2 separate regions of the Homo sapiens genome follow, and region 2 is linked to region 1. The links are chromatin loops, found by intact Hi-C in ENCODE. Cell type or tissue: PC-3. All regions are shown on one strand. Each heading gives the region's core, and the rest is flanking DNA. Links, peaks and the distances in the headings are about the cores only.

Region 1 (5,400 bases), core at 326-5,325:
CTCATGCACACATGAATATACATACCATAAAGGTACACGAATGCTCATTGCAGCACTATTCACAATAGCAAAGACATGGAACCAACCTCACTGCTCTTTAGTGACAGACTGGATAAGAAATGTGGTACACATATACCATGAAATATTATGCAGTCTGATTTTAACTTAACCATCACATGAACACAGGCTATTTCTTATTACTTTCCTGTGTGTTTGCAGTCAAACCTGTACAATATTTTCATGTTTTTCTAAAATGTGTTTTTTCTCTTAATGTTCTTATGACAAGATATACTACAGAAAAATAAAACACTGTTTTACTTCTAATATCTAAACAGGTATTCTACTATTCCTTTGATTATTTCAGAAGATAAACTCACATAAACCTGTCTTTATTTTTAGTTTTCATGTACAATTAAAAAGCACTGTAAACACTCTCAATAGCCAAAATCCATTCACTGGGAGGAGGTACATAAAATTGGTCTCACAGTTGAACAAACGACCAACCGTTGAATACAAACATTAAAAAATTTATGTCAACATGTTGTTACTCAGCAGCCACATAATTTGGTGCCATAATTGTCAAGTGAAATAAAGAAACGGAACACATACAATATAATTTCTTTAATTGAAGGAAAAAAGTTGTAGACAAATGCAGGGAAGAAGTCCTGGATATATATAATATAAATTGATTTTATATAAATAAATGTTATTTTGCACCATAGTAAAGACCAAGAGAGTCACTCTCTACTGACTTTCGGGTTATTTTCCCAAATAGTTTGAGATGGAATGTTCTAAAGACAGTTTGCTGGAGATAAGAGTAGCACATGTGGAGCAAGGATGGCTGAATAACTAACTCAACACCAACACTTGCTAGTTCCATCACCTTGGACGAATAGCTCGACCTCTGGTTGTCTCAGTTGTCTCATGTGAAAATTGAGGATAATTATTATGCCTCTCAAGGTCTGTGTTCTTGATGAAATGAGTTGCTGCATCCAAAATACTGTCCGGCACGTATTAAGAGTTAAATGTTTTTAGTGAGCTACATGAAAATAGCTATTGACAGGTGAATAATAAGCATCTAGTGATTTCTGCATTTCTCAAGGTCGAAATATTCAGCTATTTTCATTTCTGCTAAAAATATACACACATAAAAAGCTTTGTAAATGACTATTGCAAAAATACTTTAGTATATATTTTCCCTGATGTATATGTTCCACATGTATTTTCAAATTATTTGAATGTCATTATTTTTTTTCTAAGCATGGTTAAGTGACTATGACAGATACATATTATCATGCTTGAAGCAATACATGATATTGCATGGACATATATAAGCTGAAAATGAGCCCAGTGTGACTCAGAACAATTATATTTTCAAAGAAGACTAATTACGACTTAAGGGATGAAAAATATTATAATCTATGCACTTATGCAGTTTGAAACTGAATCTAATTAGAAATTGTCTTTTCTATGACCTCTTCTTGGTTACATAAAGCTAATTATTCCATCTGTGAAAACTTGTAAAAATATAATGTATTCCGGAAAGCTCATGGAAAGCTGAAATATTGAGCTCAACTAAGCCCAGCTTCTCATAGAGAAAAACAGATGGCAATTAATATAATGTCTCCATTTTTAGAAAAATATTGAGTAGGCGTGGCCAAAATGATATATCATAGACTTAGAATTTGTGGTGATCAGAGAGTTCCAAACCTTTCCCAAAACAAAGAAAAACAGAAAAACTTAAAGGTTTTGAAAATGCTACTAAAAAATAAGAATAAGAGTTTCTCTTCATCAATTTAAAAAACACATCTTACCTCTCCTCTTGGGAAGTGAACACATGAAGCAAGCAAATACTATAAAGCCTTCGTGTGAAACAAATAGGAACACATGGCTCTGGGGGACTGGAGTGGTAATATTAAAATGGGGAAGTAGTTAGAGAATATTACCTATCTTTCTTCTAATTTGAGAGATTCTTTATAAAAAGGAAAAAAAAAAGAAGGAAGCCACAAAGTGTCTATAAACAGTCCCCTTTCATTCCAAAAGCACCTCTGTAGTACCATATAGAGGAGTTAACATGGAGAGTTAGTGGCAGATTTTACACTATGTGGTGAAGTCTATTTTAAAAAATGATACTAACATTGTCTCAATGCTCATTTCAAAAAGGTACTCTGTATTTTTGTGAATTTATTTAAATCTTGTCTGTGTAGTTAAACACAGAAGCAAGAAAATTAATATTAGAACAATGTTAAGAAAAAATAAATCCCCTTCTTGAATTGTTGTGGCTGGAATATCTTTTGGAATGCGTATTACCTATTGTCTTTATTCCCACTTCCATGCCTATCCTTTTATTTAATCTATTTTTATCTTATATTAACATTTTAATTTTATTAGTTAGTTACAATATGATTTTAGTCTTAAAAGAAATTATTTGGATCTTCTAATCAGTGCTTAGAAGCACCTGCATTACCAGGACATTGAAATAATTGTTCTGTTTCTCCATCAAACACCCTAGATCCATGACCTTCTATTGCCTTCTTGAAGGTGATATTTCATCCCAGCACTCTGACTAATCCTGCTCTTCAGCAAAGGACAATATAAGTAAGAGAATCAATAATAACATGGAGGCAGAATTGACAAAACTTAATGACCAACTGGATGTCAAAAGAAATTGCCTGTGTTAGGAGTGTCAAATGAGAGTTGGGAAACGCAGAGGTTAAGATACCTTCAAAAATCACAAGTGACAATGCTAACTGGTGCTGGTTACTCCAGACTCAGAAGGAACTGCGATTGCTATCATGATATTCTTCCTTCCACTCCATCACTCTAAGAAAAGCTTAGGTTCAGATTTTTAAGACCTCATAAACTGTCCCTAAATTCTGAATGACTAATCGGATGAAATGGCTATGACTGGTATATAAAACAAATAAAAAAAAGAAGAACTAAAATGTTTTGGTTACTGTGGTAGACATATAATTGTTTACCAATATGTCTCTTGCAATTGCACAAGGTTACATGACTGGTTTTACTAACAAGATATGAGTAAAAGTGATGTACACCATTTTCGAACTGAAACACTGAAAGGCCTATGAATAATTGTCTCGTCTTTATTGCTTCCTAGTTTGGCAATCAGTAGTTGAAGGATGGTGGAGCCTCTACCAAGCCTGCGTCACTGAGTGACTGTGAAACTTGGATACACTTCCCCCACTAACTTCCACCTGATGTTTGTGGTAGGAGGTTGCTGAGAAATGGAAGGTTAATTGGTTACTGTAATAGCCTAGCTCCCCGACTAACAAAATCAACTGTGTCTCTAATGCCATAATGGTACTCATCTGTTCTCTTAGTAATTTGTCTCATAATTCAATGGTACAGTAAATATTATATTCATTTCAAAAGAGAAGAAAGATCAAGGTGAGCTTGTACAACAACTCCTCAAAAAATGTCATTTTGTTGAATTTCATTTCAGTGTAATATTGATGAGAAAAAAGTTGATTCACTGCCAGAGCCACTATCTGTGTTGAGTCTGCACATTCCCCCCATGTCTGCATGGGATTATCTGGATCCTCCAGTCACTTCCCACTTCCCAAAGCTGTGCACATCACGCTGGTTGTTCATCTACAAGGCCCCAGTCTGAGTGAGTGTGACCATGTGAGGGTGATCCTGCAATGGGATGGCACCCTGTCTAGGGTTGGTTCCCACCAATCTCCCTGGGTTTCTGGGATAGGCTCCTGTCACCCATGGCCCTGAACTGGAATAACCAGGTTGGAAAATAAACGAATACAAATTATTGTAAAATGAAGATTTGTAAAGTACATGATCATCATACAAATGCAGGACAATAAACTATGCTGGGTAGGAAAGAGTTCAGCGAGCCAGCTGTTATTTGTTAATTCTTGTGTTTGAACTTCATAGTGGCCAGAGGTGATCCTGACAATCTTTGTTTTGCCAACATTCATTTCTTGATTTAACCCATCACCACAACTGCCAGTCACTCACTGATTCGCCCAAAATTGGGTAAATAATGATCTTACTCATTTTTACTAATCATATATATCTATATCTATATCTATATATATATAGATACAGCTCAGATTTATTTCAGTGTTTAATATTAGAAATGTTTTGGTCCTTATTTATAAGTTTAGTGAAGTTTTTGTTACCAGAAATATGTCATAGGGACTAAACTCTCCTTTATCTCAATTAGCCTCTGATAAAATTGGTTTTATTACACAGTGTTTCACTTAAAGTTACAGTTTGAAGACTGAAGTGGAATATATGCAGATACACCACTAAACTACTGATTAGGGAATCATACATCCCAGGCTTCTTTTGATGATTAATGAATTAACAGCTTTTTAGAAAGCAGAGAATAAACAAATAATGCTTCCTACTTCCAACAATAATAACAACACAAGAAAAAATTTAAAAAGTAAAAATAAAAATCTTTAAAGGTTGATGAATAAGGTAGACTGAAAATTTCATGAACCTTCAAATAAATCATGATGGTTTAACAAAACCACCAATTACCATACATGTAGAGTGGGAAATTCCATAGTCATAAAATTATGCAAAGACTATTTTTTCCTAAAACATTGTTCAGAATAATGATCAAACATTATGTTAGTTAACCATGTTTATCACGTAAATTATATTTGACAAATTGAATGAATATACATATTTGAATATATATACATATATATATATACACACATATATATATATATCTGTAAAGGCAACATGAAGGATTACATATTTTTCTTCGAACCAACAGTGTATTTCATTTTCCCAAGAATTTCTAACAGTATTTATTTCTTTGTTCTTATGCTTTCATTAAGAAGATATAGTTTCACTTTGCACTTGTTGAAACTCTTTTTAGCCACTGCTTAGTATAGTAAATAAACCATTGTATTCAATTTGACAGTTTTTGCTGATGTTGTGATAGTAGCTACATAATACCTAGACAAACATATCATCCAAATGTTCCTTTCTCCAATTATCAGTTGTCCTTTCAGCACATCTCTCTATAACTGTAATATCTATAAATTTACTCTACTATCAAAAATAATACTTAGTAAGCACCACTGCCAAATGGTATAGAAAGTACTATTTTGTTATGGAAAAGATATAATATAAACATGATTTTATAAAACACAATCCTTCGTGAATGGAAAAAGAAAACTAAAGTCATGCACTTTGTTAATTTGCCTTTCTTTATGTATATATATGTTTGTGTTGTGTAGAATCAGTACAAAATCTAAAAATTAATATAATTATATCACAGAACCACATAAATCTGATTCACATGAACTGAGTGAAATATAAAAATCATTTGATCCAGGCCTGCAAAAGCACTTTATTTGACAATAGCAGTAATTATGACTTTAACAAATGAACAAATATGAC
Region 2 (5,400 bases), core at 159-5,158, 52 kb after region 1:
ACTATGAGAACAGTATGGAGGAAACAGCCACCTTGATTCAATTAAATCCCACTCTGTCCCTCCCATAACGTGGGAATTATGGGAGCTACAATTCAAGATGAGATTTGGGTGGGGACACACCCAAACCATATCAAAAGCAATGTCCTAAAATCTTAAAGAATAAAACTGAGTGGAAGAGGGACAGAAAATGCTGATTTTTCCTAATTACCCATGAAAGGAATATATCTAATGTCCCGGTAAATTCAAAATCCTGATTAAAGAAAGATATAGCCTTCAGTTTCACAATTTCTTGTAATCGACATTAAGAAAGCAAATCATACACCTCAGTATCACTGACCAAAACATAATACTGTGTTGTCAATTTTGATGAATATATATTCTGTATTGGAGGCTATTGGAGAGTAGAAAAACCTGTATCACTATAAGGGCTTTTGTGAGCAAGTTGACTTTCCAAATTTAGTAATAAAGAGACTAAAATGAACTATCATTTCACCTTTCACCTATTATGACTATTCTATCAATTTATTTTCAAGAATATTGCAAGATGCTGGAAAAAGCATCACTGTTATTGTTTCTTGGAATGTATTCTTACTAAACTGCAAGACTTCTGGAATTTTTAGTTTTACATGTCACAAAACTTTGGGGGAAAATCAAGGAAATAATTCTGCCCTTCTGCTTCTGTATACTTTATGAACATTCTACCACAATACTATCAAAGAATGAGAGTGATTTCGTGATTGAGAAGGAAATAAAATACATCATGACAAGTACACACACAAAAAATATATTCTAAGTACATTTTGAATTGAAATGTAACAAGAAGGGATCGCATGCTAATGTAAGACTTTTCAGTGTGGCAATAGCAAATATTAATATTTATAATGCTTTTCTCTGCCCAAAGCATGCTTCCTCTGTAGTGAATTGTTCATTTACAAATTTCTATGTTTAACCTTATGTTTATTTTTGTGATCGACTGGGGATATATGGAAGAACTGGATGTTTATCTTACCTCAAGTTATATCTTTAACTTCTTGCATTATTCAGGATTAACACAATTTGGCAATATTAACTTAGAAAAAAATGAAGACAAAAAATGAATTAAATGTTCTTTTGTAAAACACAAAGGAAACTGTTGCAGATATGAAAACACTTCAATACTTCGTTTTCTTAGCAGAGGTGGATTCTGTCTGTTCGAATGACTAGCCACACTGATTCTCACCCACTGCAATACTAAGAAAAACTTCGATCTAAGGCACCAGATTATCTTTAGGATGCTGCAAAGAATCAAACTAATTCCTCTCATTAATTCTGACCTGCTTACAAGTTTTACAAAATTTACAGTTTACTAGAATATGGCTGAGACACTCAGGGAATAGGAGTAAATTTCATTTTCACTACTGTATTTGAGACACTCAGGGGAAACAATAGTGAAAATGAATTTCAGTAGTCAGTTGGTCAACTAAATAATTTAATGCCGAAAACAAAATAAACAAATTGCAGGTTCTATTTTGTACAGGCAGCATGTGTTTTTTCTTATTTTCATCATATTAAATCCATGGATTTTATTCCCACTGTAGGGAGAAAGTACATGTATGAGTCAAAACCACATGTTTTGCACCAGTATTACGTAAACATTTATGTATAAGTACTGGTTTCCATATTGGTAGCCATATCCTCCATGCTGACTGGCTTATCAATGAATTTCTTATTAATAAAAACTGTTTGTTTTCTGAAAATTGTAAGCAGTTTCTAACTACACACATTACTCTTAGCTGCAACTCCATGTAAACACATTATATTTCCATTTCCTCTTGCTTCTCCATGAGCATGTGCCCTGTGCAGTCCCAAAGGGGCCTGTTCTTAGAAGGACCCCACACTTAATATAATACTTTGCTGTAGGCATCCTTAAATTTTTAATAATCTTTGAATTTTCATTTTCCACTGGGTTGCACAAATTATGTAGCTCGTCCTCAGGGTATAAGATTATTTTTACAAACCACAATTCTGATACTTTCACTATGTGTCCAAATCTGTCAAATAAAGTCCTAAATGACATCTTTTCTGTTTCCTTATCTGATTCTCATCTTGAAGAGCAATTTCCCTATCCCAATTTGCCAGCACTGACTCTGCACTGAATTTTTGCACATAAATTTCTATGTGGCATTGGAATATCTATCAGTAATTGTACACAATAGGAGGCTATGCTAAATGTAAGAGGTTTTATTTCTTGCTCATCCCACAGCTCCCCTAAGCAGCTGTCCTCCAAGCTTTGTCCTGAAAATCCAGGATGCTTCCCTCTTGCATCTTCACCTTCTGGAAAACTTAAGGGACTTGTTTTTGACATAAAAGAAGGAGAAAGTAGATAGCAATGCAGAGTATTCTTTAACATCCAACCCTGGAAGTGGCTTGTATCATTTCACTTACAAGTATTAGTCTATGTTTGGTCATTTGACCCCAAAATAATTGAGGTAGAGGCTGAAAAATGTAGTCTCCCTGTATGCCTAGGAAGTGGAAATCATGTAGTTAATTCATAGCAATGCCGCTGCCAAACCTGGAGAGAGAATCTAATTCATTTTTTCTCTTCTGCAGTACCTCGGCCATATCTTTGGATTGTAGGACTTAAGCCAATATTTGTTGAATGTGTGATTCAGTGTACCTAGCATGCTAACTTCCCTGAAGGTTCTTGAAAATTTCATTATTTCTGTTTACTTAGCCAAAATCATAGTCTCCAATATAGCAATAGGGCTTCAAAACAATCATTTTTTTATTACTTCCACCTTAAAAAGTTTTATGAAGGAAATAGAAAAAAAAGTGTTGAAAGAAAACAGAGGAGACACTGTAATGGAATTATCTTTTTTATTTTCTGAGAAATTATGGAATCTATATGAGAATATTCAAGTCATTTTTCAAATATAAGAAAATAAGTCAGAATGGTAGATAAAACTAGGTTGAACAGTTAGCTTATGACTCATAAGCATAAGTTATAGAGGAAGTAAAATAGGATGAAGTAGTAACTTATGAGACCTAACGTGTTAGAAAAAGGAAGTAGACTATGAGCATGTTCTGAACATAGATATGAAGACATGAAAAAATCCATAAAACCCTAGTATGATAATATGCTAAACACACCGGAGGTACCAGAGGCTGCGATATTCATGATGTACTTAGTTTATATGAGGTACATAAGGCACTTCAAATACTCAGTGTTTTTAAATCATCCATCCATTGGTGGCACTTATATTTTGATAGACAAAAGAATTAAATTAAACAGATTTAAAACAAAACATTTTAACTTAATAGACTAAAATTCATTTGGGATGAAAGTTTAAATTTTGGCAGGGAATATTCTTTTTTATGACGGAATGCCAGCAAAAACAAGTATATAGTAAGGATTGAGATAGAAAATTTCTAAACACAAATATTATAACTGACACAGGCAGGGGTGATTAATTGACGATAAAATGTTCAGAGGAAGAACATTAGAATATTGCAGCACTATTCACAATAGCAAAGACTTGGAACCAACCCAAATGTCCATCAGTGATGGACTGGATAAGGAAAATGTGGCACATATACACAATGGAATACTATACAGCCATAAAAAAGACAAGTTCATGTCCTTTGCAGGGATATGAAGCTGGAAACCATCATTCTTCGCAAGCTATCACAAGAACAGAGAACCAAACACTGCATGTTCTCACTCATAAGTGGGAGCTGAACAAGGATAACACATGGACACAGGGAGGGGGACATCACACACTGGGGCCTGTTGGCGGGTGGCGGGCTAGGGGAGGGATAGCATTAGGAGAAATACCTAATGTAGGTGACGGGTTGATGCGTGCAGCAAACCACCATGGCACGTGTATTCCTGTGTAACAAAACTGAACGTTCTGCACATGTACCCCAGAACTTGAAGCATAATAAAAATAAAATAAAAGATATAAAATTTTAAAAAGAATACAGAATATTTGTAATTTTGCTTGACGTACCTTCTATTCAAAAAAAACAAGTGCAAGTCAAGCTAACTGGCTTATCTTGGAGACAGGTTTCTGTATCACTGCATCTCCCTTATATAGCAAGTGTGTATATTAATCCCAAGCACCTTCATCCTTTCAATTCCCTTGCTCAGTCCTCACCGCCAGTCCTCATAAGCACAATACCCACAAGGGAAGCTCACGTGGCAGAGACAGGAAAGGAACAGGGCGTGGGAACTGTAGAAAACATGACTCAGCTCATGTGCTCCTTCCACCCCACTGGCAGCCTCCCCTGACCAGCCCCATTTCTTTCTCTTTGCTTCAGTCTGTGCAGTTTAAATACAGTCAATAAAACTTGGAACTTTGCAATCTTAATTTTGTCTGTAAGGGTTTCCATTCACCGAGGCTACCATAAAAAATACCACAGATGGGATGGCTTAAGCAACAGAAAGTTATTTTCTCATTCTTCTGGAAGCCAGAAGTTCAAGATCAAGTTGTCTTCAGGTTTGGTTTCTCCTGAGGCCTCTCTCCTTGGTTGGCAGAGGGCCACCCTCTCACTATGTCTTCATATGATATGAAGTGACCTTTTCTCTGTGTGTGTAAAGCCCTGGTATCTTTCATGTATCCTAATTTCCCTTCTTATAAGGACACCAGGCATTTGGATCATGACACATTCATGGCCTCATTTGGGTTAATTTCCTCCTTAGAGACTCTGTCTCTAAATACAGGCACATACTTGGGTAATGAGGGTTAGGGCTGCAATATATATTTTCGGGAGGGACACTATTCAATCTCTGACTGTTACTCTTTTTGACCTGGATCAGCTTAAGCAGTAATGTACTTGCAGGCTTTGACTGAGTCATGGTAAGGTTCCACATATGACTATAGTTAGTACTATATGCAACCAGTATTTAGGAAGTCGACGTGTATCCCAGCTTTTTGTAAGTTGTACTTTTTCAAAAGTTTCTTAAAATACTTGCTCTATTCTATGCAGTTTTGGATACTCTTATTCTTTGAATGATAGTCACGAAATTACATATTGGGATGGAACTTAATCTCCTATTACAGTTAAAAGATTTTACTCCCTGAATTTTAAATGATAAGCCTATAGCAAGCCAGATTTATTTACAGTGATAAAGCAAATAAATGTCTTTGACTACAAATATGAAACTTTCCTATTTTATTTGTTTGTTAAAAATATTTGGAACTGGCAAGGCGTGGTGGCTTATGCCTATAATCCCAGCTCTTTGCGAGGCCAAGGCAGGTGGATCACTTGAGGTCAGGAGTTTGAGACCAGCTGGCCAAAATGATGAAACCTTGACTCTACTAAAAATACAAAAATTAGCTGGGCTTGGCGGCACATGCCTGGAATCCCAAGTACTTGGGAGGCTGAGGCAGGAGAATCGCCTGAACCTGGGAGGCAGAG

Evidence for each region. Hi-C counts contacts between places; a loop is a spot of excess contacts. Peaks named below come from ENCODE experiments on the same cell type or tissue, not always from the same donor. Only the 100,000 strongest peaks of a DNase experiment are listed, where the experiment ranks them.
Region 2: it touches region 1 in a loop (7-fold over the local background); 2 of 110 quality-filtered maps call a loop at or near these places.

What each region holds. Positions count from the first base shown.
Region 1 is chr18:66,584,563-66,589,962 of GRCh38, forward strand. All of the region lies in intron 1 of CDH19 (cadherin 19), which reads right to left. Among named protein-coding and RNA genes, the nearest start is that of CDH19, 17 kb to the right of the region's middle. In PC-3, for the core only: no CTCF peak of the experiment used is centred there; a DNase peak (open chromatin) is centred at 3,039; H3K4me3 peaks cover 472 bases; H3K27ac peaks cover 1,723 bases.
Region 2 is chr18:66,636,419-66,641,818 of GRCh38, forward strand. No RefSeq gene overlaps it. Among named protein-coding and RNA genes, the nearest start is that of CDH19, 35 kb to the left of the region's middle. In PC-3, for the core only: no CTCF peak of the experiment used is centred there; no DNase peak of the experiment used is centred there; H3K27ac peaks cover 605 bases.